Regions from separate parts of the Homo sapiens genome. Here regions 1, 2 and 3 are each linked to region 4. A link is an interaction called in ENCODE POLR2A ChIA-PET data of the cell type or tissue named here. Cell type or tissue: MCF 10A. All regions are shown on one strand. Each heading gives the region's core, and the rest is flanking DNA. Links, peaks and the distances in the headings are about the cores only.

Region 1 (7,771 bases), core at 2,095-6,094, 120 kb after region 4:
ACGAGGTCAGGAGATCAAAACCATCCTGGCCAACATGGTGAAACCGCATCTCTACTAAAAATACAAAAATTAGCAAGGTGTGGTGGCGTGTGCCTGTAGTCCCAGCTACCCGGGAGGCTGAGGCAGGAGAATTGCTTGAACCCGAAGGTGGAGACTGCAGTGAGCTGAGATCATGCCACTGCACTCCAGCCTGAGTGACAGAGCAAGACTCTGTCTCAAAAAAAAAAAAAAAAAGAAAATATAGGACTTTCCATAGGACTGTTTTGTGTAATGATCTTCTCTAAGTGATAAAGCCTGGATGAGCGATGATTATTCTCTAGGGGGTGCTAAGATACAATCCAGATGCATAGACTTCACAGTCTGATTGGATACAGGAGAGTTTAGCACATAATTATACAGCATTTTGTGTTGTTTTCCATGATTTCCTGTCTTCAGTTTCTAGCTCTTGAAAAACATAAGCCATGGCTTATATCATCTTCTATATCCCCCAGCCACCTACCCAAAATCTGGGCCCCCAGGAAAGACCTGTTGAATTGATAGGTTAGATGATATAGACATGGAGGGGAGAAGATGTTTCAGAGTGTGAAGTTAGGACCCACAATTTCCTTATATGGTACATTGGAGAAACTGCTCATGCTGTCACCAGCATATCAAGTATGGGCTGTTCCAAGCCTGGTCTTTAGTTGGTCATTTATGTGAAATCGATGTAAGAGCTATAAAATCTTTGCACGTATAAACAGCTGACAGGTGATGGAGAATCTGTGTGTCCAAAGAAACCTAACTGCTGCTAAGGAGAAGCCTCTGGCTATCCGTCACACCTTGAAAGGCAAACAGGGCAGGCCTAGTTTTCTCTTCAAAGACAGGAAAGATTAACGCTCTGGGAAAATGGAGCCCAATGGGAATTTCAAACACACGATGTGGTTCTTCCAGCCAGTAGGTCATTATGAACTATTCTTACCCTAAATGGCCATGACACATAATCTCTTTCCTAATTTTATTATTTTACTTGCTATCACAAGACCGTAACTTTTTAGACATTCAGGTGAGATTAAGGGAGGAGGAGGTGGAATAAGGCTTTTAAAATCTTTGATTACCTCAGAAAACGTATTTGCTTACTTTACCAGGAAGTTGATGTTTTGTTTTGTTTTGTTTTCTACCCATGCCAAGAGGGGATTAATGAGTAGCTGCTGGGTTTGCCAGCTTTCTTTTGATTTCATTTACGTAATTAAGCAGTTCTCAGAATGACTTGAGGTTCTCACCCTGCATCAAAACATGCTTCTCAAATGTGTTAGATTTGGAGGTCAGAAACAATGCAGACTCAGTAGAGTGAGGGGAAATGAAAATTTTACCTTGCTTTAAAACACCCTTAATGTGTAAAAAAAGAGTTGATCGTGCTTTGGGGTCATGAACATGGAGCTTTGTTGAGTAGAAAACAAGTTAAAACTAAAGTTCAAAATGGGCTAAAGTGAGAATAGCTCAAGATGAGGTTTTACAATAGAAATGATGTGGGGAAACCAACTCTGGATTACCTTTGAGTTTCTAGCAATCTGAACCATGTCCATGGTGGGTGTTCAAGAACTCAGGCATTTGACGCAGACATAATAGGAACCCACTATATGCCTGGCTCAGTTCTAGTTGCTGGACTACAGTAAGGAACTAAAGCCACAAAAATTCCTCCTCTCATGGTGCTCCCTGGAGTGAAGGTTGGATGAGCAGATTTTGTTTGAGCACCTCCTCAGGTATGGAGTTTGGAGCTAGTATTGCTTGGGATTGCTAGGAAGAATAAGTGTGTTCCTCAAGGAGCTGAACATCTCACTGGGAAGTGAAGACAACTATCCAAAGAACAAAAGAACCACTCAAGTCCATAACCAAATACTGGGGTGTTGATATAGACAGACCCTCTGAAATGGTGAGAGTGGGCACCCAGCTCCAGGTTCTGCAGACACAGGCTCACGGCAGCAGGCTGGCTTAACTAGCTAACTTAACTAAGCAGTAAGAATTTGCAGTTATGCATACACACACACACACACACACACACACACACATTTTTAGAGGCAGGGTTTCACCGTGTTGCCCAGGCTGGAGCACAGTGGTGCGATCACAACTCACTGAAGCCTTCACCTCCTGGGCTCAAGCAACCCTCCCACCTCAGCCTCCCAAGTAGCTGGAACTACAGGCGTGCACCACGATGCCTGGCTAACTTTTTAATTTTTTTGTATAGACAGGGTCTTGGTATGTTGTTTAGGCCTCAAGCCATCCTGCCACCTCAGCCTCCCAAAGTGCTGGGATCACAGGCATGAGCCACCACACCTGGCCTGCAGATATAAATATTTAGATCACTCTTTGCTTCTTATAGCCCCCTAACCTTTTTTGTTCTTCTATTCACATGGTGTTTGCTTTTAAAAGAGATTATAACAACTTCTCTTTCAGGTTAGTTCAATTCCCTTAAAAAACAGCAAGCCAGAGTTACCAACAGTTCCTGCCCTCATGAAGCACACAGACTACGGCGGGGAGGGGAGAAAGTTATAAATTAATTACACAAATAAAACCTCAGCTGTGCTGAATGCTACAACAGAGAGTGTAGCACGTCACAGGGGGATCTGACCTTGTCAGAGAAGTCAGGGGCAGCTTCCTGGGAGAAAAGATGGTTGTGCTGAGATCTGAAGGGTGAGGAGGGGAGAGAAGAAAACGTTCCAGGCAGAAAGAACAGTGTGAGTAAAGCCCTGGGGCAGAGGGAACAAGCGACAGCTGGAAAGGAGAAGACTGAGAAGATCACACAGACTTTGAAGCATATTAGAGAGTTTTCCGTTTATTCCTAGAGTAACAGGGAGACTTTAATAGAATCAAGCTATAGAGGCTGGGCACGGTGGCTCATGCTTGTAATCCCAGCATTCTGGGAGGCCAAGGTGAGTGGATCACTTGAAGTCAGGAGTTTGAGACCAGCCTGGGCAGCATGGCAAAACCCCATCTCTACTAAAAATACAAAAAATAGCTGGGCATGGTGGCATTTGCCTTACTCCCAGCTACTCGGGAGGCTGAGGCAGGAGAATCACTTGAACCTGGGAGGCGAGGTTGCAGTGAGCCAAGATCACACCATTACACTCCAGCCTGGGTGACAGAGCAAGACTCTCAAAAAAACTAAGCAGTGGACTTAGAGGAGGAAGCGGGGTGGGTTACAAGCAGATTTCTGTTTCGGCAAGGTCCCTCTACCTGGAGCGTGACCAGCATTTGCAATAAATGTGGGGAGCATCAGAAGCAAGGCATCTGCAAGAATCTAGACAAGGGATGATAGTTGCTTGGGCCATAATGGTGGGCATGATGGTGGTAGAGAGAGAGAGAAATGGACAAGTATACAGGGAAAAAGGTACAAAATGCAAAGATACGATAAGTAAATATGACAGGACTTGGTGAGGGCTGAGGGAGAGAGAGGTATTAAATGACTAAGGTTTCTGAAGGGTGAAGCTTTGCCCCGAGACCTAGAGAACTAGTTCATTGGGGTAGATCGTGAAGTCAATTTTGGACATATTGGGCTTGAGTGCCTTTGGGGCATCTGGATGGAGATGTCAGAACCGCAGTTGGATGAGTGGTCCGGAGCTTGTGAGTCATCTGCATAGAGGTGCCTTGGAAACTGGGCGTGGACAAGATCCTCAGCAAGCACTCAGTGAGGATGGGGAGCATCTGGAGCCCAGCCTCGTGGGATTCCAACACTTAACAGCTGGGAAGAGGCGAAGCCCATGAGAGAGGCAGAGAAAACCCTGCCAGAAATTTAGGGGGGAAGCCTGAAAGCCAAGGGAAACAAGTGTGTGTTGAAAGAGGATGTGGTCAGGGAAGAAAGCTGCAGAGAGGTCAAAGAAAATGAAGACTTACGATAATAACTGCTGGAATAGCATCTATAGCAACAGTCATAGCCAATCTTCATTTTGAGACAGGCATTTTAACATATAATTTAACCTTCATGAGAATTCTGTAAGGCAGCTTCTATTACTCAATCATCCTGATTTTTTTTTGAGACGGAGTTTCTCTCTGTCACCCAGGCTGGAGTGCAGTGGCGCAATCTCAGCTCACTGCAACTTCCACCTCCCGAGCTCAAATGATTCTCTTTCATGCCTCAGCCTCCTGAGTAGCTGGGATTACAGGCATGCGCCACCATGCCCAGCTAATTTTGTATTTTTTGTATAGACAGGGTTTCGCCATGTTGGCCAGGTTGATCTCGATCTCCTGGCCTCAAGTGATCTGCCTACCTCAGTCTCCCAAAGTTCTGGGATTACAGGCATGAGCCACTACGCCCGGCCCATCCTCATTTTTACAGATCAGAAAACTGAGCACAGAGAGCCAAAGGCATTTGCCTGAGTCATTTGCAGCCAGTGAGTGATAAAACCGATATGGGAAGGCCTCTTTCTCATCCCACAGCCCCTACTCTTAAAAACTGTGTCCAGTGTTGGTAGAATAAAAAGCATCCAGGGAGGATGATGGGGAGGGGAGATTTTTTCCCCTTCAGAGATTTGGAGTCTCCTAAACACAGTCAAGGAAATACTCCATTGTTGCTAAAGTCCGAGTCCAGGGCTGGTGACTGTGGAATGGGCACTTCAGTGGCTGTTTCAGGTGGTGTGGTTCAGTGTTCAGTGAATGATCCAGCTGTACTTCCCATGTGAAAGGCTTATCCTGGTGCTGCAGGGCAGAGGCTGTCAGAGTGTTGTCCCTGGCCTGCCAGCATTGCCCGGAAACTTGTTAGAGGATTCAGATTTTCAGACTCCGCCCCAGATCTTCTGAACCAGATATCTGAGTTGGGGGGCTCAGGAATCCATGTCCTAACAAGCTTCCATGTGATTCTAATGCACAAGTTTAAGAGTCTTTGTTCTTGGAAGGAATCCTTGAAATGACAAAAAAGGAGACCAGAATAATGTATAATCCTTATATTGCACAGATGCAAGATACCTAGGCAGAAACCAGATGGAGGAGAGTCAGTGCTTCTCAACCCTGGCCGCACATGGGAATCACCTGAGGAGCTTTCACAATTACTAAGGCCAGGCCCCCACCCTCAGAAATTCTGATTCCAGTGGTCTGGGGTTGGCGAGAGCATTTAATTTTTGAAATGAGGATTTGAGTGGAGAATGGATGATTGAATAAACAGTGGGCAAGGCAGCCCATGTACTTCTGATTACAAAATTGTACTCTGGGGAGAAAACGAGGTAGGCTTTGAAGGCGAAGGGCAAAGTAAATGGAAGAAAAGCTGGACTTAGGCCCTTTGTGAATACCGGTAAAGATGGAATAATTCTGGAGACTGGAGTGGGGGTGAAGGTAGTTTGAATTAGTAACAATTCTTAACTATGGACTTTATTTTCAAAGAGATGTCAATAGTAAGATAGATATGCTTTGTAAATAAAGAAGCTCATTGGTAAATGTTACTGAGACCTAATGGAAAATAATATGCTAACATCCTCCTGGAAGCTTCACTTAGACTATACCTATGTGTTAAAAATGTGAGCCGGGCACGGTGGCTCATGCCTATAATCCCAGCACTTTGGGAGGCCAAGGCGGGTGGATCACGAGGTCAGGAGATCAAGACCATCCTGGCCAACATGGTGAAACGCCATCTCTACTAAAAATAAAAAAATTAACTGGGCATGGTGGTGTGTGTCTGTAATCCCAGCTACTCAGGAGTCTGAGGCAGGAGAATCGCTTGAACCAGGGAGTCAGAAGTTGCAGTGAGCTGAGATCGCACCACTGCACTCCAGCCTAGCAACAGAGCGAGACTCCATCAAAAAAAAAAAAAAAAAAAAAAGAATGTGCTCTGCCTCTCTGGCCTTTTAAACCTCACCATTTACTTCGCTAACCTTCCTCTACAACTGATCTGGTCAGTTTACTGGCCCCTAAACTTGCTCACTCCGTTCCCATGTCCTGGCATTGGTTCCTGCTGCCCCCGACCTTCTTTTTCTCTCCAGGCCTAGCTGCATCTAAAATCCTCCATGGCCTCCCAAGTCAGAGAGCTCCTTTTTCTCTGAATCTTTTTAGCACCTGGTGTCTTTCATGCATTCGACTCTTATTTTGTTTTTTTATCATTTTGTCCATTTCCCATCTCCACCCCTGGATTGTAAGCTCCCCAGGACAGCAATGGCTTGTAATTATTTGCCCTCACCTAGCAGCTTAGCACCCTAGGAGCTTAGAATATAATAGTCAAGAAACGGTGCAAAGAGAATGTCAGTCCATCCTCTCCCCACATCATCATGGATTGCAGGTAAGAGGGGGCCACCTACAATAAGGTGTGACTGTGGTTTGGCCGTTCTGAGGGCTGCCTTGCAGGAGGAAACCATAGGGGATCCTGGAAGGAATATCCTCCAAAGTAAAAAGTGGCCCTCACAGTGCATGGGGGTTCACAGTCTTGATTCCACATTGCAATCTATTGGTCTCCTGGGACTGCCTCAACAAATTACTGCAAACTTGGTGCCTTAAAACAATAGAAATGTATTCTCTGGCAGTTCTGGAAGCCAAGAGTCTAGCATCACTGGGCCTACATGAAGGTGCTGGCTAGGCTGTTCTCCCTCCAGAGGTTCCGCTCCTTGCCTCTTCCAGCTTCTGGGGCTGTCTGCATCCTTTGGCTTGTGACTGTTTCACTCCAATCTCTGCCTCTGTGGCCACTTGGCCTCCTCCTCCCTGACTCAGGTCTTCCTCTACCTGCCTCTTATAAGGACACTTATGATTGTATTTAAGACCCACGCTGGTAATCCAGGATAACCTCCCTATCTCAGGATCCTTCACTTAATTACATCTGCAAAATCCGTTTTTTTTTTTTGTTTTTGTTTTTTTTTTTTTTTTTAGCCATATAAGGTAACATTCACACATTCAAGGGTTAGGACCTGGATATCTTCTAGAGGAGGATTGTTCAACCTACCACACATATAAAGACAACTGGAGCCCCAAAAGGGCAGAGACTTGTCCAAGATCACACTTCCAGATGACAACAAAAATCAAAGATCCAGGTCTCCTTTCTGTCCATTTAGGCTTCTTCCACTAGACCGAGGTGATGCCCACCGAAGGCGGACAGAGAAAAAGTAAAATTGTGCTTCATACCCTAATCTGTGTGCTTTATTCGTTTGTCTTCTTTATGGATCAGGTGCTACCAGGATTCACCCACCTTTGAGGCTTCTTCCCCCTTGAGTCTTGGTAACCTTACACTGAGCTCACACTAAGCTGGCCTGTGTGGGCAGCTGCAATCAAATGACCCAAATGGCATTTTCTTCTCTCCTTTCAGGACCGCCTCTTTTTCGTCATGGAATATGTAAATGGTGGAGACCTCATGTTTCAGATTCAGCGCTCCCGAAAATTCGACGAGCCTCGTTCACGGTTCTATGCTGCAGAGGTCACATCGGCCCTCATGTTCCTCCACCAGCATGGAGTCATCTACAGGTAGCCTCTTCTCTCCTCCTCTTTCCTGAAAGTGAAGAAAATAAAGGATGCTTCAGACACTTGAACTGACTTCAGCTCCTGCCCACTCGTCTCTTAGCAACCTGCTTTAGATTAGTTGTTTGTTCCAATTTGCTTACAGAAGACTTTTTTGGGGGCTGTTTATTCCTGTGAATGTTAGTATTTGAATGGCCCTGGGAGATTTGACCCACTGTTTGTGCCAGTTTTGATTTAAAGCTCAAGCATGACATTTTAAAGGCTTGGTGCCAGGTGACCTTGGTGTGACCTTCGTTTTTCTCTCTCTCCTCCACCCTCTTCCTTGAACATCAGGGCATTCTCTTTACGTGTTTCTTCTGTGCCATGAACTTCC
Region 2 (6,308 bases), core at 2,290-6,289, 280 kb before region 4:
TTGAAATTTTGGGTTTTCTTTTTTAAACCTTTAATGTTCTACCCATTTCAAATGCATTCAGGATGTATGATGCTGTTTTTATATAATGTAAACTATTCTTACAATGTCTTTTATTTAATTAAAAGAATCAAAGAAACCAAAGTTAAGAATTTAAATTTTATTTTGGCATTTGTTACTGGTTGTGATATATAATTTTGGTAACATTAGTGAGGGATCAGGTTTAAAAAATTTCTCCAATGTTGTCTTCTGCAGATTGCAATTGTCTTGCAACTGCTGTTGGCAAACTAAAAATGCTTTTGCTGGTTAAGGTAACCAGTCATTTCCGAACTTTTTTTCAGTTGTAAGGGCATAGAATGAACGTGCACGCCTGATTTAGTGTATTAAAACTAATATCATGTGAGGACATTTTATAGATAAGAGGTTAGAAGGCAAACGACTCTATTTTGAGAAAAATTTGGAGGGAACCTTTCTTTCAAGATAAATAAATTATTTACTGTCCAGAAGTTTATCATGTAATTATCTGGATTTTTTTTTTTCATTTCTCTGAGCTTTAGCTCAGCCTCGATGGACTCTGATTTCATAAATACATTACATTTTTCAATTTTAGAAGTCATGGGAAGAGGCACACAACTTTGGGAATTTGTGAAACTTAAAGCAAGTATAATGAAGAGATACATACTCATTTTGTTTGTGTTCTGTTTCCATTCCATTAACTTCTACTATCACTCAGGTTCATCCTTGTTGAGGCCTAGACGAGTGGAAGGTTTCTCATTTTGAAGTTAGTTGTTTTTTAATTGGTCACGCAAAAGAAAGGCTTACATTGATTTTGAAAGACAAAACATGTCATTGTTTTTTTCACTAATGCCCAACTTCTACATGGCTGACTGGATATTGTTCAAATTTTCCAAAAGAATAGAAAAGAGAGAGAAACACCCTTCTTTTGGATCCGAAGCCAGTCATGGAAAATTTCATCCTGAAAGGATAATTTTTCATAAATATGCAAGCAGCAGAATGGCAGTGTGGCTGCAATAGAATCTGCCCCAGGACTTCCATGCATAGTACTTTGCTGTAAACACGAAACTACAGGCACACATATACTCAAAAGAATACACAGTATTGGAAGCCTAATTATTTCCACTAAGATTGAGATTATTCCCTCTAAGAGCTATACTGGAGAAAGCAATGTGTCTTACTTCACTTTATTCCACATCAATTCACAAATTTTTATAGCATATATACTCTGTGAAAGGTGATACTGGGCTAAAGAAAATAATTCTGCCCTCAGTTTGCAATCTAACAGGGAAAATAAAGTCCATATATATTAAAATCTAAGTCTGTTTATAATAAGTGCCAAGTAGACAATATGGACAGGAAGTACTGTGGATCTAAGGAGGTCAAGCTCATGGGTGTACAGGTTGTAATAGTTATGAAGCCTTTTCAGTAGCAGTAGAACTTGAATGATGGGGTGGATCGGGATAATGCACAGAGTGGGTGCATGTGGAACACTTACAAGAAGAGGGGATATGGGGAGCTGATGTCCACCAAGAACAGGGAGCCTGTAGTCTGCGGGTGTATGTGGGGCCCTGCTGTAGTGGTGTTGATTGACCTCTGTAGGCACTTTGCCTTCCTTCTTCTGTGTTCCCTCCAGCTAGGGTAGAGAGGACTGGTTCAGCTTGGCTCTTCCGGGCCTGCCCAAAGGACCATGCAACATGAAGGTGAAGTCCTTGTAGAGCAAAGGGCATGAGAAGTCTCTCTTCTAAACCTAGGCTCTGCCCTGTCTCCATAATTTTATTTCATGATGTTAGATCTGGGAAGAGATTTAGCACATTTCTGTATTAGTAGAGCATTTGAGGGAGATGATAACTATTAAACAAGAGAGGTAAAGAGAAACATTCAGAGATGAACAGGTTTATTGGGATAAAGAGTGAGGGTACAGATTTGAGGCTACCATTCACAGACCAGGGCTAGCTATTCTAGAAACAATAGATGTCATTAGACAAATAATGACATGATGGTTTGATATTGGTGTTCTAAACCTCCAGAGGTTAATAACTTTGTTGGATTTCAGTGGTGGACACCAGCAATCTTAGGAGGTCTAGCAGCAAGACTGGTTCTTGCCAAGTTAGGAGATGTTAGTTTGTTAGTGCTGATTGGATGGAATAAGCATACAACCGCTCTGTGTGCCCCCTTCTTTCCCCTCTGCAGGGTGTGAGAATGGAAAAAGAGAATTACACTTCTGATAACCTAAATATTCGCTAACCTGTGGTGGGGATGCTTATTTTGGCCTTTTAGGCGCAAACTTGTTTCTTTAACTGTTAGTTTTATGGTGCCCAGGGTTAAACTTTAAAGTTGGACTGTTTACATGCTTGCGACATGGTGAACCAAACGGGGAAAGTAAGATAAAAACAGGCTTGATAAAGGCCAGCCGACTTCTGCCAGTAGGCTAAAACTCACAGACTCTCAGATATATACATACATATATGGCCAAGATGTCTTGCTGTTAAATGGTCTTTAAGAGAGCAGAAAAGCCTTTTTAACAAATGCACCTATTGTAGAGTCTTTCCAATAGCCTATACCTTTCAACTTGTGAAGATAAATAAGAACATATGGTTTGTCTCAACATGCTTTTAACAAAAACCAGATGAACACATGTAAAACAATTAGAGAGTTGTCTTAGGTACCCTGAAGTTCTTATACAGGATATTTGCTCTTCATTCAACGTTTATTGACTACCTACTGTGTTCCAGGCCACCAGACCCTGTGTTAGAGGTTAGAGATTTAAAACTCTAGTAACTTATGTATTATAATCTATACATGTCATTTAAAGACATAGCATTTTTGGGCTGAGTGCGGTGGCGCACGCCTGTAATCCCAGCACTTTGGGAGGCCGAGGTGGGTGGATCATGAGATAAGGAGTTCAAGACCAGCCTGGCCAAGATGCTAAAACCCCGTCTCTACTAAAAATACAAAAATTAGCTGGGTGTGGTAGCATGCACCTGTAATCCCAGTCACTCGGGAGGCTGAGGCAGGAGAAGCGCTTGAACCCAGGAGGCAGAGGTTGCAGTGAGCCGAGATCACCCCACTGCACTCCAGCCTGGGAGACAGAGCAAGACTCTGTCTCAAAAAAAAAAAAAAAAAAAAAAAAAAAAAAGGCATAGCATTTTCTTAATATAATAAGCCTCCTGGTGGGAAGTAATTGTGATTGAGTGTCTAGGGCAATGTAGTTATCCTAAATTTTAACCAGGTGATTTTAAAATCACCATTTGGAAAATGGTCCCATTATATCTATTTGTAAACTGAGTCATGAAAAAGTTGTCAGAGTACCCAGGTAGGCGTTTATGATGCACCTAAGTACAGGCCAGCCAAAATTGTTTTGGTTTTGGTGCTTCCACCTGTGATTAATGTCCCACTTGACTCCTTGAGCTGTTTCATCTGAAATTATATTCCTGAAATTCATCTGGCTCTGCTGATTATCTCTACCTGGGCCTGTGGATGAGATCAGAGAGACCAGAGCTGGGGCTATTTCTTGGTAATGCAACTGCCATTCCCCATGCGTGGACACAAATAGACAATGCCTGTGGGAATCCAAACCCCAAGGACTGTGAGAGGCATGCATGCCCTGTATTAAAGCAGCAGCCTGGCTTGGTGCTCACTAAGTGCATGGTCAGCAGTCACTACTCCTGTGACATGTATTGTCTGAGTCACTCATTTGGCACTTATTACATCCTGTCTTGGGTTATTAGTAACCTTTGCATGCATTTGTTTCTCCTCCCCAGCCACACCGCCCCAGTGGTGCAGACTCAGGGTTCTCCTCGCCATTCAAATTCTTCACCAGTGCTCTTTATGGGCAGTAAACTTGGTTTTTATTTTAATTATGAAATGGTAGTGTTTAAGCTTATTAAAATATAAGTGTTGTTTATCCAAACAATCATAAATGAACTTATTAAATTTTTTACAAACAGCTTTACTGAGACATCTCTGACATACAAACTGCCCATATTTAAAGTGTAGAATTTGATAAGTTTGAACTTCATAATATGATTTCTTATTCTTTTTTTCAGATAACATGATTTCTAACTCATTTTTTACAGATAACATGATTTCTTACTCATTTTCTTTTTCAAAATGATGTTTGATGAGCACCGATTTTACAGAGGGTGCCTGTCTGAGAGTACGAGGTAGGAACTTTTGAAATAACACACTGGTGGTAAGGGGGTAGTTTGGTTCCCAGATAACTTTGAGATTCTAGTTTTATTTTTTATTTATTTATTTTTTTTGAGACAGAATCTTGCTCTGTTGACCAGGCTGGAGTGCAGTGGCACGATCTTGGCTGACTCCAACCTCTGCCTCCTGGGTTCAAGTGACTCTTGGGCCTCAGCCTCCCAAGTAACTGGGATTACAGGCACACATCACCTTGCCTGGCTAATTTTCTTTTTGAGATGGAGTTTCACTCTTGTTGCCCAGGCTGGAGTGCAATGGCGCGATCTCCACTCACTGTAACCTCCACCTCCTGGATTCAAGCAATTCTCCTGCCTCAGCCTCACAAGTAGCTGGGATTACAGGCATGTGCCACCATGCCTGGCTATTTTTGGTATTTTTAGTAGAAACGGGGTTTCATCATGTTTCAACTCCTGACCTCAGGTGATTCACCCACCTCAGCCTCCCAAGGTGTTGAGATTATAGGTGTGAGCCGCCACGCCCAGCCAAGATTCTAGTTTTCTGCCACGGTAAATTGAGGTGTTCCTGGCATATAGTAGGCAAGAAATAAAGCCTGTTTATTGAAGGCTATGTGTATGTAGTTGTAAAGTCACCTCAGTTCTCTTTACGAAAAAAGAATATTGTACGTCTTTTATTTATTTTTAATGGGGGAATAGTTTGTAATGGCCTTAGTAACTTTGAGCATTTTATCCTCTTGACAAATCCAGCAGAGATTTTACTTCCTGAATGAAAGGATACTGGCTAGCCAAGCGTTGGTTGAAATGTTCAGTGGGGAAAGTAAGTTGATATTCCTATCACCGCAGAATCTCTTTGTCTCTGGATTTCCCTTTGATTTTCACAAGGACTGAGCAAGTCCTGCAGGTAATTCAGTGCCAGGGCAGGCTAGCTGAGTTTTAATTGATGCTAATTAGCACCCCCATAGACTGTGACAATTTTTTCCCCTCAAGCAGTCAGCCAAGTGGCATTAGGAAATGTGAGACATCTTTCTTTGGAATCGTCATAGGAGCAGAACTATTTTCAGGCCCAGTCTCCTTGGCAGGTCTTGCCCTTCTCAGAAATAGTGAGGAAATGAGATAAGAAAAGTAATACCCCGAGGAGTAAGGTGCCAAGTAGTTCTAGACCCAACTGTGGGCTTAGGACAGCAGGGAGAGGATGCTGAAGGATTTTGCTCTCAAGTACCTTTGCTTCTAGTTGGAAAGAATGAGAGATAGGATGGAATGAAGTCTGACTGCTGCATGGGAGCTGGGGGGAAATGCTTTGCGGGAGCAGTATTTATGGCAAGTTCAGAAGACATCTTCTTACCTTGAACAAGTCATTAGAGCTGGAACTGTATACTGATGACAAAAGATAAAATATAACAAGATAAACGGTCCCAGGCAGTCTTGTGTGCTCCGTCCTCCCAGCTATACTCCACTGGAATCCAGTGTCTGCCTTTGGTGGTAGATGTTCCTGTTTCTCCATCCCTTGGCTAGATATATATTATCCATTGATAGGCAGCTAAGTTTGCAGCCAATTCTCAATCATTTCTTGTGGTGGGGGACAGAAATAATGTGGGAAGCTAAGTTCACCATCAACCCAGGGACTTATTAGCTGGAAGTTTCAAACTGCCTTGCCACTGAACACCATAAACAACTTCAGACCACAGCTGACTTGGTGTTTGCTGGTAGGAGGGAGTGAGAAATTATGCCAGAGGTGGGAAAACTTGTCAAGTCAAGGGGGAGGTCTCTTTATTCTTCCCCTGTGCATTCAGAGAGGTGATGGTGTCTCTCTACCTCATTGAAACCTGCTCCCAGGAGCTTCTGAAGTTGGCCATTTAGAACCCAGTGTGAATATAAGGCAGTGGATTCCCTTTTTCAGGAAATTTGTATTTTGAATCTAGACCTCTTTGATTAACCAGAAGGTCTTGGCTCCTGGTGAAGAAACCATGAGGAGATGGGGGGATAGGCAAGCATGATTCTGAAATGACGCTGGGGAGGATCAGGGCTATTTCATCTGTGCTCACATGAACACCACAGTCAAGCCTAAGGCTGGGCTTTCAGATATCTGACCTAGACTCTCTATAGGAAATATATTCTGCCTTGCGGCATAGC
Region 3 (7,771 bases), core at 2,093-6,092, 140 kb before region 4:
TTTTACAGGACTGAGATGAGCTCAGAGCAAAATAAAGGAGGATGTTTTAAGTGGGTTGGACTGAAGGGGCGAATCCTCAATGGGATTTTCCAGACGAAGGTAATGGAAACATCACGGCGCATCAGCTTTTCTTGGTGTTACATCATTCAACCAACAAGAGTTTATTAAGCACCTTTTAAGTGCCCAGAAATGTTCTATGTGCTCCTGGAACACATAGAACACTGCCAGGCACTTGAGAAACATGTGGGGAGAGGGTAATCTCCAGGGACCAGCAAGAAGGATACGGGTGTGGACCTGCCTGGTGGGGAACTCCAGGATCGAGAGGGTAATAGATTCGAGGTGGAAGTAGGCCTGAAAATGTAGGTAGATTTTATTTGGAGGGGGAGAGGGGGAGTTTGGGAGGAATGAACTGTGCTAAGGAAGGGCAGAATGAGAAAGGCCTGGCATAGTAGGAGGGCAATATGGCTGAGGCATAAGGGGGTGGGAGACAGTTGGGAATTTCAGGGCTGGGTTTTGAAGGATGTTAAATGTCAGCAAGAGAAATGACTCGTGACAGCAGGAATCACAGAGTTGAAGATTTTTTAACTTTGCTATTTGGAAGTGAGGTCCTTAGGAGGCCTTTTGTCCTTGAGTCTTGTTTCCCGACACAAATGCAATTGAAGTTTTCAAACTGAAAGCTTCTCTGTCTTCATTTGTTGTTCTCGATCATTCCCAACTTTCTGTTTGGTGCATGGTTGTTGCAGATTTTTGCATTGTCCCTGCAAGAGTTTACAGTTGAGGCCCCAAGAGATTGTCCTGGGTCATGTTGACCTTAGTGGCAGAAGCAAGGCAAGACACCTGGCCTTCTGTCTCCCCACCCCCTTCCCACCCCCCAGCATGGCAACAAACTGCAATCTTATGAGGTTCTAGCTCTAGCTCCCTCACATCCAGAAAACTTGTTTGGGTCTGGCGACAAATCACCTTATACAAGAGATTACACAGCCAGCATATTTGAGCCCCAAGGGTCAGGGGAGCCAAGCCTGGGGTAGGGAGGTGGAGGAGGCTCTTGGTTCAGGACTTCCAAGGCTAGTCTGGGATAATTCACCCCTTCAAGCCTCTTGTACCCTATCTCACAGGCTGTGGGCATACTTCCTTTTTGTAATATTTAGAAGTTGGTGATTGATGGAAAGGAGGGACAGCATTTAAAAATATTATTTATGTCTAGAGTTACTTTACTCAACATTGAATATTTACAAGTGGAGGTAATTATCTCCCCTAAGTTAGAGTTTCTAAGGGAAGAGACAGACCACCATAGCCTGGAGTGGACACAAGCAACAAATGTGAATTGAGCAGCCTCTAAATGTAGGACCCTTTGCTGGGCCCAGGAGGATGGTGGGGGTGGAGGTATAGAGCAGGCCACACCTCTGAAGGGCTACCTGTGGAACCTACCTGGGGACTAGTAGTACAGGTGAGAAGAGAGTTCCTGACAACCCAGTTGACCCTCAATGCCCAAGGGGTGTCTCAGAGGGAGACTGCTGGAGGAAGGATTGAGGAGTCAGGATGTGCCCTAGGAAAGAAGGTATTTGGAGCCCAGCATGAGGCTGATTTGGGGACTGGCATGTGTCGGGGGACTTGGGCAGGATGGTGGCCAGGGGAGCCCGGCCTGAGCATTGGGCACTGGTGGTGGTAAATAAGGTATGATTGGAATGCAGGCCACAGTACAGAAGTGGGTTGCAGTGTTGTGGAAATGAATGTCACCCTGGGGACAGAGGGAAGGCTTGGGCAAGAAGTGTCCCGATGGCAGCTGTATTGTAGATCAGCTAATTGAGATTCTATCTGCTGGGTGGATTCATGCTGAGGAGAGTAAGGGAAGACCTAGGAGCTGTCAGGCTAGAGGCTGAGGATTGGCACCAGGGACGAGAATGGAACCGAAGGGTGGGCACAGCAGCTTACAGTGAAGGGCTTGAGGGGGCTTAGTGACTGAGGAGCTCTGAGGTGCGGGGCGTGGGAGGACCTGTAGCCGGCTTCGGCTGAAGGGCCTGGGAGAGCAGGGTGCAGAATGTTCTGGCACCTGTCCAGGGTACTCTGTTTCTGAGTCATTTGTGTGTACCTTTTCAGAAATGGTTGTGTAATGTCCACACATATCAGTTTTTGTAGATATCAAATTTGTGTGTGTACAAAGGCACACAGAGACAGGGAAGCTAAATGTTCCTGTCACCTCCAAAAGGGAGAATGGTAATTTTGTATTTTGTAGTTTAGGGAAGGCCCCATGGCATTTTAACAGCAGCCGATTTACGGAGGATGAAACTTGAGCCAGCCCGGGAGAAAAGTGCTGTGGGCTCTTGGGAGAAATGAGAAAGCAGCCCACATTGTGTACCCACAAGCAACCCCAGCAGATGAGGTCAGCGCCTGGGGGTGCAAACCCTCTGGGGTGGCCCAGGTCCTGCCTGCAGGGTCGTGGCTGTCTGCAGATGTGTCTGTTGCTGGATGTGGACACAAGGGTAACTGCCAGCCATCCCCAAGTCTGCACAGTCACTCTCTTCCTTGTGCCTGGGCTGGGGTGCCCTGTAATGACTCTGGGCATAGAGAGCTTTGTGCCATGGGATTTGCACTTTCCACCTGGGTAACTAAGAACAGCTTGGCAATTTAAGTGGTGGTTGGGGTGCCTTTGGAGGTGCTGTGGGGCAAGACGTCCGAATCCGTGTCACTCACTGAGTGAGTTCCATCATTGCTAAGACTTTTCTATAGATTTCTCTTTTCTGCCTTAGTTAGGAGTGCTTGCTTTTTAACCTTCTGTCTCTGTAAGGAGAGTTGCTTCTTAACTTTTTATTTCAGTAATGATTCCCTTATGCAAAACTCTCATTAGTAATTACCCTTCTCTCCCACTGTAGGGTATACGATTGGTATGGGATGGCCAAAATATAATCACAGATAAGTGATGGATCTATTTCATTTTTTGATTGGGTTCTGTTAGTCACTGCCTTGTCATTAATTCCTGTTAAACCCCCACTCCCACCCCAATTGACCAGGTGCCATGCTAGGCCCAGGGGAAACAAAGAGGTATGGACTCTGTCCCCAAGGAGCCTGGGCTCCTACTGAAGTTGTTCCTTGCTGTCAAGCCGTGTGCTCCAGGAAACTTGTCAAGGAATGAAATGGACTCCACTAGGGCTTTGAATATTGGGATAGATTCCCAGGCCTGGGATTCTTAAGGCTTGAGAAGTTTGTCCTCGAGGACCACAGCCTTCCTGCTACTTCAAACGACACACCTGGATCTATGAGAGTTATCAGCAGTAACGTTGAGCCTCTGCTCTTTCTGGATGAAAAGGAACTGGAATTGGTTGGAAAATATTTCACCCCTAGTAGCTGAGCTGTTGAATTACTTTCGCAGACAGGCTATTGAAACTTTTGGATCTCATTAAATCAGGAAACCTGCCATTCACTGACAGATTAATGAATTAAAGAATCAGAGAGTGACTTGACTTTCAAGGAAAGTAAGTGGTGGATTTTCTTCTACTTGACTAATTGGGTACCAGGGGATGTGTTACACTCCAGATAGTCACTCCACAGCAAGAAAGTCGGGGGTAGGGAGCAGAAAGGAAGCCAGGAGTGGGCCATGGTGGCAGGCACTCCCAACTTCTTGGTTTAAATGCCACCAGTAGGCATCCTAGGAGAGCAGCTTCCATCTGCCTGGGACAGAGAGCTTCCAGTGTTCCATACCTGTGCCTCTGGCTGATTTCCCAGGTTGTTCCCTGGGCCCAGTTCCACCTCTGAGGGCATGTCCAGCTTTGCTGCTGGCAGCCACAGAGGCATCTGAGAGGCATGTGCTCTGGACAACTGGGTCTGTTCCGTGCTGGCAGAGCTTTCGCAGAGGCCTGCCCAGAGGCTCGCAGCTCCTGGGAGGAGCAAGGATATGGCGTCTGGCTCAGCTGAGATGGACTGGGCATTGCACTCACAGGATGTGCTCACTGGCTCACTGGCTTTCCTTGGCACTGCAGGGAGGTTGGCAGGCTTATGTCACACACCCTGCAGGCTGCTGCAGTTCCATCCTGTGTAGTGCTGACTGCACTCCCAGCTTTCTATGAGGGCACAGCCCAGCATGGCTGTATGCAAGTTTACTATGTTTGTTGGTGGAGAGGTAATCTTGAGGCAATCAAAGAGAATCAGGGATAATTTGCAGGCTTCAGCAGGACTGTTCTGTTGTTAACACAATTAGTTCCATTAATCCTCTCCAATCATCTAAGGTAAACAGACAGCCTTTGAAGTCAGGGCAAACATCTTTATGAAGAAAGGAAAGGATGAAGTGATCAACTCCTTTCTTTCCAAAGCCCTTACCATTGTGAATCCTGAACAAAACATTAAAAGCACCACCACCTGCTATATCCACACAGGAGGACCAGGGAAGCAGCTCGGGGAGTCTCTTAAGCGGGGCGTGTTGTGTCCCCAGCAGGGCATTGGGTTGGACTGGTGGGGAGGACTCCCTTCCCCAATTGAGCTCTTCAAGAAAGCCTAGAATTAGCCTTTGGATAACAGTCCGGTTGGGCTACTTAAGTTGACCATTTCCTCCCTCCCTCCCTCCGTCCCTCCCTCCCTCATTTCCTCCCTTCTTTTTCTCCTCCTTTTCTTTTTATTTTATTATGGAAAATTTCAAACATATTCAAAAATAGAGCAGAATAATGGACCCTCATGCCTCTACCACCCAGTTTCAATAGTTGTGACCCATGAGCAATTTTCCAGTTGGTATTTAATGATCGCCACCCCTCCCTTTATGTGAGTTTTCTGATTTGTTGTGTGTTGCTTATCTGTTTATGAATGAAGGGGGAAATTCTAATGGAGATTTCCTGTCTCTTCTTTCTCTTCTCCCTTAGAAGTTGAATGGGCCAACAATTTTGGTTGATGTGGAGGTTTTCTGGGCCAAGAAAGCTGCAGTCAGGGCAGGAGACGGGGTTGGAGAGGTTGGGTGGTGGGAACCGGGAAAAGGTTCTGCTGAACGTGGGTTCGCCTGGTGGGGTACATGGATTGAGAAATGAGACTGCCTTTTTGTTTAGATTTCAGCAAATTTGCCAACTCCACATTACTTTTTTCCTCCGGGGATGAATGTAGAACTAGTAGCCTTCATAACAACAGCTATGCCAGTGTCATCTTTGCCTGGCCTTGGTTCTAATCCTCTTACTCCCTTTTCTGTGTCTCACCTTAAAACAGGAGCTGCACCTTGTGGGGAACTTGTGGCTCTGCAGCCTAAGTAAGAGAGCACCTTGGGCAATAGGTTTAGGCACTAGCCACGGTTTTCCTGCAACAGGCCTGGGACTTGGGGGGGCCCTGCTGCAGCCCCCACCAGTGTATCTTGACAGAATTTCGGAGCTAAGGTGTTTAGCGGTGAGGGGTGGGACACCAAACTGTGTTAGAGCAACAGCAGCAGGCAGATAGGTTTCTTAGCAACAGGAAATGCCATTATGCCAACTTGAAACATTAGTTCAGTTTTCCTACTTTTTTTTTCCCCACCACACAAACCTCACTTTGCAAAAAGTGCAGACAGTTAGTTCAGTGGTGCATGAAATCAATGTTACACCTGATTTAATAAAAACTACAGTATGCAGCTGGGCCCAGTAGCTTGCTCCTATAATCCCAGCGCTTTGGGAGGCCAAGAGAGGAGGATCGCTTGAAGCCAGGAGTTCGAGACCAGCCTGGGTAACGTAGCGAGACCCTATCTCTACAAAGTATGTTAAAAAAAATTAGCCAGGCATGGTGGCATGCACCTGTAGTCCCAGCTACTTGGGAGGCTGAGGCAGGAAGATCACTTGAGCCCAGGAGTTAGAAGCTGCAGTGAGCTATGATCATACCACTGCTTTCCAGCCTGGGCAACAGAGCAAGATCCTATTTCAAAAACAAAAACATACCCCACAGTGTATATTTGGCAGGGACGGGGGGATGGGGGGATGATAGACTTAGGTTTTTTTGCCATCTCTTTAGAAGATATACAGAAAGTTAACAGAAGCAGGGCTTTTATAAGTCATGTGTCTGTGAAGAGGGTGCATGTTTGGTGGTGATGGTATGGAAGGAGAGAAGTCAAAGTAGACCCCACCCAGGGCAGTAGAAGTCAGGCCTTTGCATTTTCAGACACCGGAGCAGATCCTCCTCACCCTCCTGGTCTCAATGTGTTGGAGGGCTCCAGGGTCAGTCCTCATTCCTCTAGTTTCATGGCTCAAACTACAGATCCATATCTTTTATCCAAAATGCTTAGGGCTAGATTTGTTTAGAAATAAAGCATTTGGGGGAATTTTAGAAGGTTAATATAGTAAATATTCTGTATGTTACATGACATTCCCACTAGATTCTGGGGCAGGTCTTTGTGATCAAACAAATAATATTTCTATATCACAAATGTACAAATATTCACATGAAGTAGAATAAACATAGACAGCAAATAGCCTTATGTCATTTTGGGTTAGGTTTTATTGCTGAATAATTTTGACCCAAACTTCAATAAAACTTTTAGTTTTTAGAGCTGTGGCTGTCAGGATTGTGGGTCACAGATTGTGGGTCAGTGCCATCTATCTGCTGCCAACTACCAAATTCAGGTCTTAAGCTTGGACCTTCCCCCCGAACTTCAGATCTGTAGATGCAGCTGTCCCCGGCTGTCTCACAGATGTCTCCGACATGGCCAGTGCAAACCTGCTCCTGTTCACCCCACCCACCCTGTTCTGATCACCGTCTTCTGTTCAGCCAAGGGCAGCTCCATGTTTAGGTCAGGCCAGAAGTCTCCATGCAATCCCTGCCTCCCCTCCTTATCTCACACACTACGTGCAATCCCGCAGCAAATCCTTTTGGCTCTATCTTCAAATTACATTCAGAATCTGACCAATTCCCATCACCTCCACTACCACCACCCCTTCCCAGCCACCATCATCACTTGTCTGGACTATTGCCATAGGCTCCTAAGTTGCCTTCCTGCGTCCTCATGGGTGCCTGAAGTTTATTCTCCATGCAGCCACCTTTTAAAGTGTGAGTCACAGCATCTCACTGCTCTGCAGTCTCTCCTCTGGCTTCCCATCTCACTCACGGCCAAAGCCAAAGCACGTGCCAGGCCCTGGCTCTCTGACCTCATCTCCAACTGCCCTCCACACTCTGCTCCAGTCACACCCGTCTGCTTCAACTACTGGCAAAGACCAAGTCTTCCCCTACCTCCATGCCTTTGCATCTGCTCCTCTCTCTGCACCAGTCGGGCTGGCTTTTTCGATGATCAGGGCTTTCCTGGATCAAAGATGATACAATTCTTACGTGTGTTTGACCAAAATATCATATGGAAATCTAATATCTAGGATAGAAGATCATAAATGAAGGATCTATTCTGACATTCAGAGCTTGAACAGTTTTCAGATCCTTTCTGCTGTGTGCTTCAGGAAATATCTTCCCTTGTGGTTCAGATCGTGGTGTGGGCTTGAGCATATGTGAGTCTCATTTGTTGTCCAGCTGTATGAGCCGGAATTGTTCATTTTTAAAGGCCTGGACTTCATAAATCATGTAGAAAACAAGCACAGATGTATAAGGAGAGTTGCCCATTTTCAGAGAATAGATAGTCCGTGCTTCCATATATAATTTGTACTTCAAAACTTATGTATTACTTAGTTACAGAATAAAAGCCAGTTGGACAGTTTAGTGCACCATTAGATTACATGTTAAGGCAGGTTCTATCCCAGAAAACAGAAAATCATGTCCTCCTTCTTATTTACATCTTGTTCATTGTTTTGATATAAAATCTAAAAGTCTTAAAAATTTGATTTATACCTTCAAAATT
Region 4 (7,771 bases), core at 2,291-6,290:
CAGGTTCCTAACAGGCCACAGACCAGTACTGTGGTCCCCTGGGGATTGGGGGCCCCTGCTGTAAATGGTGCCTATTATTTCTAACATCCCGTTTTCAGTGGATTTTATCTTTTGCTTTAGAGATGCCAAGCACCCATCAGCCTTTGACTGAAAAATTCCCCAAATTTAGCTCCTGCCTCACTCTCCTTGCAGTTCCTACAATCCTTTCTGCCCCCCAGTTTTCCTACCTGCCCAGCACAACCTCTCCAAAAAGGATCTGAGATTCACCTATGTTGAACTTATAATGGCCCTCGCAGAGGCTTTCTGTTTCAACAGGGTTGAAAGCCTGGCACTAAGGAGTAAAGCAAACACAGAGGGGCTGGAAGCAAGAGGGATCACTTTATTTTTTAGAATACCAGGACTTTAGCGTCTCTGAATTCCCAGCTCTCAGGAGCTAAGTCAGCCTTACTCACTTATACACAGGCCCTGGTTTCCATGTGATAGTGATTCTAATATAAGCTGACCTATCATAGCATTGATCCTTCCTCTGCTTCTCTCCATAGGCAGGAGTGTGTAACACCAAGTACAGTAGTCACAATACCTACCTCCTTTCCCCCCCCGATTTGGTTGAGCAGTGAACAAGTCTCAGAGTTAAAAACATTTTTCCTTGCAATGTTTACCCTGACTTTCTCCTGCTTTACCTATTACCTCTTGAATGAAGTATCTACTGCTATATAACAAGTTATCTCAAATTCAGCAGCTGAAGATAGTAATCAAGATTTATTGTGTCATTCATTTTCCGTGAGTCGGTTTCTGTAACCCCATAGCCTTTAGGGCTGCAATGCCTATGGCACTAAAAGTCTTGTTATTTGTTTGAGGGGGGAATGTCCCATTTCACTTGGCACATTTCACACCCTTTCCATGTTCACCAAGTAGCACCTGGGGACAGGCAGAGACCCCATTTAGACTTTCAGTTCAGGAGCAGCTTTAGCTGAGGAGCCAGGCTTGTTAGCATTTCAGAGGTGTAGCAGCCTGCCTTGGCCAGGGCAGTGCTACTCCATTGCCAGGATTCTTTTTTTTTTTTCTTTGAGACGGAGTTTCACTTTTGTTGTCCGGGCTGGAGTGCAATGGTGTGATCTTGGCTCACTGCAACCTCTGCCTCCCGGGTTCAAGCGATTCTCCTGCCTGAGCTTCCTGAGTAGCTGGGATTACAGGCATGTGCCGCGAAGCCCAGCTAATTTTGTATTTTTAGTAGAGACGGGGTTTCTCCATGTTGGTCAGGCTGGTCTCGAAATCCCGACCTCAGGTGATCCACCTGCCTCGGCCTGGCAAAGTGCTGGGATTACAGGCGTGAACCACCGCGCCCGGCTGCCAGGGATTCTTAAGACTGTGGTAGACCTCAACCCCAGCCTCGCCTTTGCTACCTGTTCCCAGGTACTGCTTAAACCAAAACCTACTGAAAAGGCAAGTGGGTGACTAGCGTATGCAGGGCTTAGATTTTTGGATTAGGAAAGTGACACTTTCTTTAAGTAAAGACACAACTCTTGGGCTTTCCTGAGGTCAGCAAGGTGTAGGATGGAAGGTGAATTTTAGGAAAGAAGTTGGGTAATGTAGAACCATTCCTACTTTCCCCCCAGGGCCCTAAAGAATGTATACCTATAAGAAATCTGGCTGAGATTTAAGGCAGGGCCTGTGGCCAGTAATATTTACCTTCTAGACAAAGATAACTCACTCATTTGAGGAATTTGGTCGCTACTTTTACTTCATTAGCACCAAGGACTGAGCTAACTGGATCTCCCTTAAGCATCTGTGGCCTCAGAATTTTTTCTCAGGTTCATTAAACTGAAAACGCCCACCACCCCCCTTCCTTTTTTGTTCCCCTCTTGGCAGTTTTCATTTTCTCCAAATGGAAGTTTATAGATATGCAGCTCAGCATTTAGCTGATGTTTCTCTTGGTTGCAGAGCTATTAGAAATAGACTTTTTTCCTCACACAGTGACTATTCTTTTCCCAACATTCTCATATCACTATAGAAGACAGCTCCGGGGGAGAGAGGAGTTGCCAAGCCTTAAGGCCCGAATAACTGGGAATCTGGCAAATTTCCTGGACTATGATGTCCCCTGGCCTGGGAGAAGTGCCAGCAGCGGGGGTGTCAGGGAGAGGCACTGTGCTGTGTGCATGTGCGTGTCAGAGCTCCTGAGCCCTGAAGGAGCATGAGTTCGATTCTGGGATGCTTTCAGTTATTAAAAGCATTATTGCTTTTGACCTTCTCATCCCTCTCTCCATGTGCAGAGTTTTGGTCAGTCTCAGTGGAACATAAAAACTGGTAAGAAAAAGTTTAATTGAAGCAGGTTTTTGAAGCCAAAGGAAAAGATATAAGTTCCACAAGAGCTGTGGCCATTATAGCTGTTTCTGTGGAAAGACTTGGGGCTTGTTCACCTATATGAAGCTTCCTAAGGGACGTCTATCTCCCAGTGCCCTGCCGTGGGGACTAGATGGGCCTGGGTCGATAGAAGGGAGGATGGAAGGAAGGCAAGCTCGTTTCCTGATCAGTAGGAACCAAAAAACCAGGGAGAGTAGATTGTGTTATGTAAAATGAGTCCCTCTGCTTTCTGGGAACATGTGGGGTTCATTTAGGTAATTACCAGCTCAGACTGGGTGGCATAATAATCATCTTTACTTGTTTTTATTTATTTATTTTTTTAGACCGAGTCTTGCTCTATTGCCCAACATGGAGTGTGGTGGCGTGATCTCGGCTCACTGCAACCTCTGCCTCCCTGGTTCAAGCAACTCTCCTGCCTCAGCCTCCCGAGTAGCTGGGATTACAGGTGTGCGCCACCACGCCCGGCTAATTTTTGTGTTTTTACTAGAGACAGGGTTTCGCCATGTTGGCCAGGCTGGTCTAGAACTCCTGACCTCAGGTGATCCGCCCACCTTGGCCTTCCGAAGTACTGAGATTACAGGCATGAGCTACCGCGCCCGGCCATCTTTACCTCTTTTATCCTCTGTCTTTCTCCATTTCCTTTGCCTTACCATTCTTTCATTGCCTTTTATCTCCATTTTATCTTCAGATTCCCTGAAATTCTTCCTTCCCAGGTCATCTAATCAGAATACCCACCTGGTCAGCATTCTGGGCGCCCTGCCGGGACTCCAGATCTCTTGGGAAAGACCATTATTTTTCTTTTTAATTCTGACTTTAAAATTAGCAAGTGCTCAAAACTGCCTTAGTAAAGAAGGAGTTTGAGGAACTAAAAAGTTGGCTCACTGCGGTAGTCTGGGAAATTGTGCAGGCACGTACCTTTGAGAAGCTCTGTGGAGCCCAAGGTGAGGTAGCTGGGAGCCTTGTGACGTCGAAGGGTGTGATCTTGAGTTCACTTTGCTTTAGTCTCATGAATGTGGCCTGCCACTGACTGGGTGATGTGGAATGGCTGCTACGAACAGCACTGGAAGGGTGTGGGTTTTTCAATAAATAACCCCATAGCCTTTAGGGTTGCAGTGCCTATGGCATTAAAAGGCTTGTTATTTGTTCGAGGGAGGAATGTCCCACTCTACTCGGCACATTCACACCCTTTCCATGTTCACCAACCAGCACCTGGGGACAGGCAGAGACCCTACTAAGACTTTTAATCCTGCTGTCCACAGGCCCGTTTTAATACAGCATTTTAGAAGCATGAGCAGTGGCCAGAACCTGGCCTCATGGAACGTGAGCTCCATTGTGCTCAGGTGCCCGAGAATGCAGCAATTGCTCAGTTTCCTGTGATTCATCTCAGATCATCACTGGCACCAACAGGGATTCTGGTCCCACCCTTGGCTGGTGCCCCACTTGGCAGATTTCCCAGGCTGGGAGCACTCTTTGAGCTTTCAGCAGGTCTGCCTGGAGGCTTTTTGCTCTGTGGTTTCCTCCTGGAAGTAGTAATTTTTACTGGGTACCAGAAGCATGCAGTAAAGTTCCACCATGACTGTAATATGTAACTGTGAATGGATGGAGGAGGGAATGAACGAATGGGCGAATGAATGAATGAATGAATATAGACTAGAGGCTAGCAGGCTTCCTGCTTAAGTGAAATCACTGCTCCTCGGTGCTTCTTTGTGTTCAACACAGTGTGCTTGGCATCAGAAACCATGGGGCAGTGAGATTGGGGTTTGGCATCTTCTTTTCTCACATTATCTGTCAATCACCATGTTTTGACTCAGTTTACTCTAATGCTGCTGTGCCTACCGTATCAAAGTCTGAGATTTTCACTTTTTTTTTCCTATGTAGTGAACACTAGCTGCAGTTTTGTTTTCATACCTGGACAGAGCATAAATCCTGCCATGAACACAGCAAAGATCATTCAGAAAGTGAAGAGGAAGGAGAAACAACGGTTCATGTTAAACTTGAGATGCTAATCTTGAAATGCCACCCGTTCTCTTCTGATTAGATTACATGCAGAATAAAACATGCAGGCAATCTCAAACCTCTCCTCTCAGACGTTTCTGATTCTTATTGTGTGCCTCTCTGGGAAGATACAGATAGCATCGAATAATCTCTCTGAGGGAATTAGTTGCTGTTTCCTCTTTCCTGTTTTGAACAAATTTTCTTTAATGCATTGTGTGAGTACACATGTAGAACATATTCTTTGACATCACATAAATATTTACACAATATTTAAAACTCACTGTCATGAAGTATTTATTTCACTTGCAAACATTATCATCTATTGTTCTATGGAAAATTACAAAATAAAAGGCACGGCTGCTTTGATTTTTAGTACCTGGTTTTGTTTGTTTTGTTTTCTTTCCATTGACCTTGCATATTTACCAGTGAATTTATAAAGTCAAAACAGAGCATTATTGAAAGGGAAAATTAAGTAGACTCCCCAGAGATTGAGAGGTAAAGTTTGCACCCTAGCTTCTGTGAGGAGCACCTCCCAGTCATAATCACTGTACTCTGGACTATCATGGCAATTTCTTGCTTTGTTAGCAGAGACCTGTCTATTAAGGACCAAATCCAGAATATCTGAGAACAAAATTGAGGGAGTAGCCATGGGTTATCCCTTTGTGCCTAGAACATTGCCTGGAATCCAGTGTCCACATGATAAACATTTTTAGGATGAATAGCTTATTATATACCCTTGCAGAAATTTTCCATCCACAGTCTTGCTTATATGCGTTTGAGTGTATTCTTTTTTTCTCATTTTATACAAATAAATACACACTATCGACATGTTTCTTAGTTTTCTTTTTCTGCTTAGTTTCTTGGTGGGCTTAGCATAGCTGCTTTGTTAAACCGCTGCATTACGTTCCATTATGTGGGTGTGCCATGACTTAATCAGTCCCCCTCAGCTTTCTTTTCTAAGTATCTAGGTGAGAGCAAGGGCAGATGTGTGGGGAGGTGGGTGATCAGCAGCTGACAGGAAACTTCTACACACACAGTTGGGTACAAGTGGGACTAGGCTATTTTGCCATCCTTGGGAGGCGTGGATGGCTGGGCCAGGGTGGGAAATCCCAAACTGACATTTACTGTTGGCTGCATGGCCTTTCACAAGACAGTTATTTAACCTCTTTGTGCCAAAAGTAATGCCTTGTGATATTAGAGGAAGTATGTAAGATGCTTACATATTGCATGAATATGTAATGTTGATACTTCATAGATGTGTAACATGACCGCAGGTGCCTGTGATGCTCCCACAAACGTGTGCGTGAGATACTATCTCGCACGTGTGTGATGCTCTGTCACACATGTGAGGTACTACCTTGCACGCATGCGGGATACTGTCGTGTGTGTCAGATAGTAGTACCTCATACACTTAAGGTGCTTGGAATCATGCTCAGCATCTGGCAGGGGTCCCATAAATGCTAGCTGACATCTTTCAGCTTTTGAATAGGCAGGGTTTGACAGTTATTTAGACCAAAATACCAGGATAGTTGAATTGTTTTCTTTGTGTTGTAAAATTACCTTGAAGACTATAATCACTCTTTACCTGGATTCCAAGATAAGCCTCCTGATGAGCTGACCCCCACCCCAACCCCAGGGTTTTCCTCAATCTAGTCCCATTTCTGCTTTTTTCTAGAGTTAAGTCAGTGTTCCTTGCCCAGCCCAGTCTTTCTGACAGTTTTCCCGGTCCTAAAGCCTTGTGGGATGGGGTGTGGGGAAGATAAGGCAGGCGCTCCCTCTTACAGTGGCAAGTAGGTAACATCTGGGGGTAGCTGAACCCCAGCAGGTTGGGGGCCACAAGGGAGCATCGGAGCAGGTTCTGCAGGGTCAGGGATGAGGCTGTCGCTCTTCCTCAGTGAGGCATTGTTGGCTCCAGGGAGATAGAGAGATGCAGGGTTTCTGGAAGTCAGTATTGGATTACTAAAGCCACAGCTTTGGTGGATACAGCCTGTTTTTGGAAAGATAAAAGAGAAAGAACCTGAACCATGGCTGTATATGTCTGATCTCCTCAGGGCCAGGGGTGTGCTGGTGGTAAATGTTTAACAACAACCTCCCCAAGAAAGTCCTGATTTGTAGCATTTGTTGATTTTCCTGTAAATACCCCCATGGTGGCCATTTCACGCTACTATGTGTAGTCCTCAGATGTGGAGCGGTATGTACTACAGGATCCAGAGCTGGCTTCAAACCCCACTGCCATGGTCATAGGAGGAGAAAACCCTCCCTTCAGCATGTGCTAGATGGCAGGTGAAATTCAACAATCACCATCTGAACCCATCACATTTTTGGCAGTATTTTTTCTGTCACTTCTGGTCCTTACACTATCAATTTTGGGGGCCATCCTGGAGTGTCCCCTGGGGTGAAGGAGGTCCTGGAGGCCTACCTACCACCCCACAGTAGACCAGCAGAGGGAGAGAAGGGCAAACAGGGGCCAGGCTTCCACCACCCTTGCGAAGCCTGGTATGCTTAGGAAGAAGAACTTCACTTGGGCCTTTATCAACCATTATAGTCAAGGTCAGGACTATGGTGCAAGCAGAATTTAGGACTGCCCCAAGTCTCAGGAATCAAATAATATTGTAATGTAGTAGTTTAGAAAATCAGATTAATGAAGGAAATAACAAAATTTGAAGTAAAGATACAGTCAGGATGACTCATTTTTTTTCTTTTTTTCTTTTTGCCTCAGAATCCAACATGGGTCTGTGCTGCTCCTCTCAGCTTGAGGTTTGGGTTGAGCCATGGAATTGCCCCTCTCCTGATAGATAAGATAGGAAAACAGTGGCTCAGAGATATTAAATGACTTGTTCAAGGATATGAGGCAGGTTTTGGGAAAGGACAAAATTTGTCCAGTCTGCTAATACCTCATTCAACCATACTGGCAGAAAGGGGAGGTCAAAAGAGAGAGCTCAGAGAAAAGAAAGAAGACCCCACAGCACACCTGCCTGGGGAAAGATCCCTGTGTGCCCTGAACACAAAGGGTAGGGGACTGTCCTGCAGTGAGGAATGACAGTGGTGCCCCAAGATCATGCATGTTGGCAAGTCTGGCCCAGGCAAGGTTGACCCTTGTTCTTGGCTCCATATACTCTGGAAGGCATTGCTGGCATCCAGGCATACGTCTGTGTGTGTTAGAAATTCACTGTTAGCGATTCACAACTGCAAAGATATGGAATCAATCTAAGTGCTCATCAGTCAATGAGTGGATAAAGAAAATATTACACACACACACACACACACCATGGAATACTACTCCGCCATAATAAAGTATGAAATAATGTCTTATGTAGCAACTTGGATGGACTTGGAGGACATTATTCCATTATTCTAAGTGAAGTAACTCAGGAATTGAAAACCAAAGACTGCATGTTCTCACTTAAAAGCAGGA

What was found. ChIA-PET counts read pairs that join two places held together with the same protein. Peaks named below come from ENCODE experiments on the same cell type or tissue, not always from the same donor. Only the 100,000 strongest peaks of a DNase experiment are listed, where the experiment ranks them.
Region 1: POLR2A ChIA-PET joins it to region 4 with 7 read pairs; 2 of 35 experiments call an interaction of 5 or more read pairs at or near these places.
Region 2: POLR2A ChIA-PET joins it to region 4 with 5 read pairs; 2 of 35 experiments call an interaction of 5 or more read pairs at or near these places.
Region 3: POLR2A ChIA-PET joins it to region 4 with 8 read pairs; 1 of 35 experiments calls an interaction of 5 or more read pairs at or near these places.

What each region holds. Positions count from the first base shown.
Region 1 is chr2:46,078,959-46,086,729 of GRCh38, forward strand. PRKCE (protein kinase C epsilon) reads left to right here. Exons shown (of 15, transcript NM_005400.3): 11 at 7,250-7,404. Among named protein-coding and RNA genes, the nearest start is that of EPAS1, 210 kb to the right of the region's middle. In MCF 10A, for the core only: no CTCF peak of the experiment used is centred there; a DNase peak (open chromatin) is centred at 3,703.
Region 2 is chr2:45,678,168-45,684,475 of GRCh38, forward strand. The region is part of intron 1 of PRKCE (protein kinase C epsilon); the gene reads left to right. Among named protein-coding and RNA genes, the nearest start is that of PRKCE-AS1, 5.8 kb to the left of the region's middle. In MCF 10A, for the core only: no CTCF peak of the experiment used is centred there; DNase peaks (open chromatin) are centred at 3,714 and 4,664.
Region 3 is chr2:45,820,031-45,827,801 of GRCh38, forward strand. All of the region lies in intron 1 of PRKCE (protein kinase C epsilon), which reads left to right. Among named protein-coding and RNA genes, the nearest start is that of PRKCE-AS1, 150 kb to the left of the region's middle. RefSeq lists a silencer at 1,940-2,234 and enhancers at 3,334-3,856, 3,857-4,378. In MCF 10A, for the core only: no CTCF peak of the experiment used is centred there; a DNase peak (open chromatin) is centred at 3,801.
Region 4 is chr2:45,960,646-45,968,416 of GRCh38, forward strand. The region is part of intron 2 of PRKCE (protein kinase C epsilon); the gene reads left to right. LOC124907761 (a long non-coding RNA gene) reads left to right here. Exons shown (of 2, transcript XR_007086305.1): 1 at 1-2,806; 2 at 4,240-5,184. Among named protein-coding and RNA genes, the nearest start is that of PRKCE-AS1, 290 kb to the left of the region's middle. RefSeq lists an enhancer at 2,789-3,988 and a silencer at 3,605-3,899. In MCF 10A, for the core only: no CTCF peak of the experiment used is centred there; a DNase peak (open chromatin) is centred at 3,796.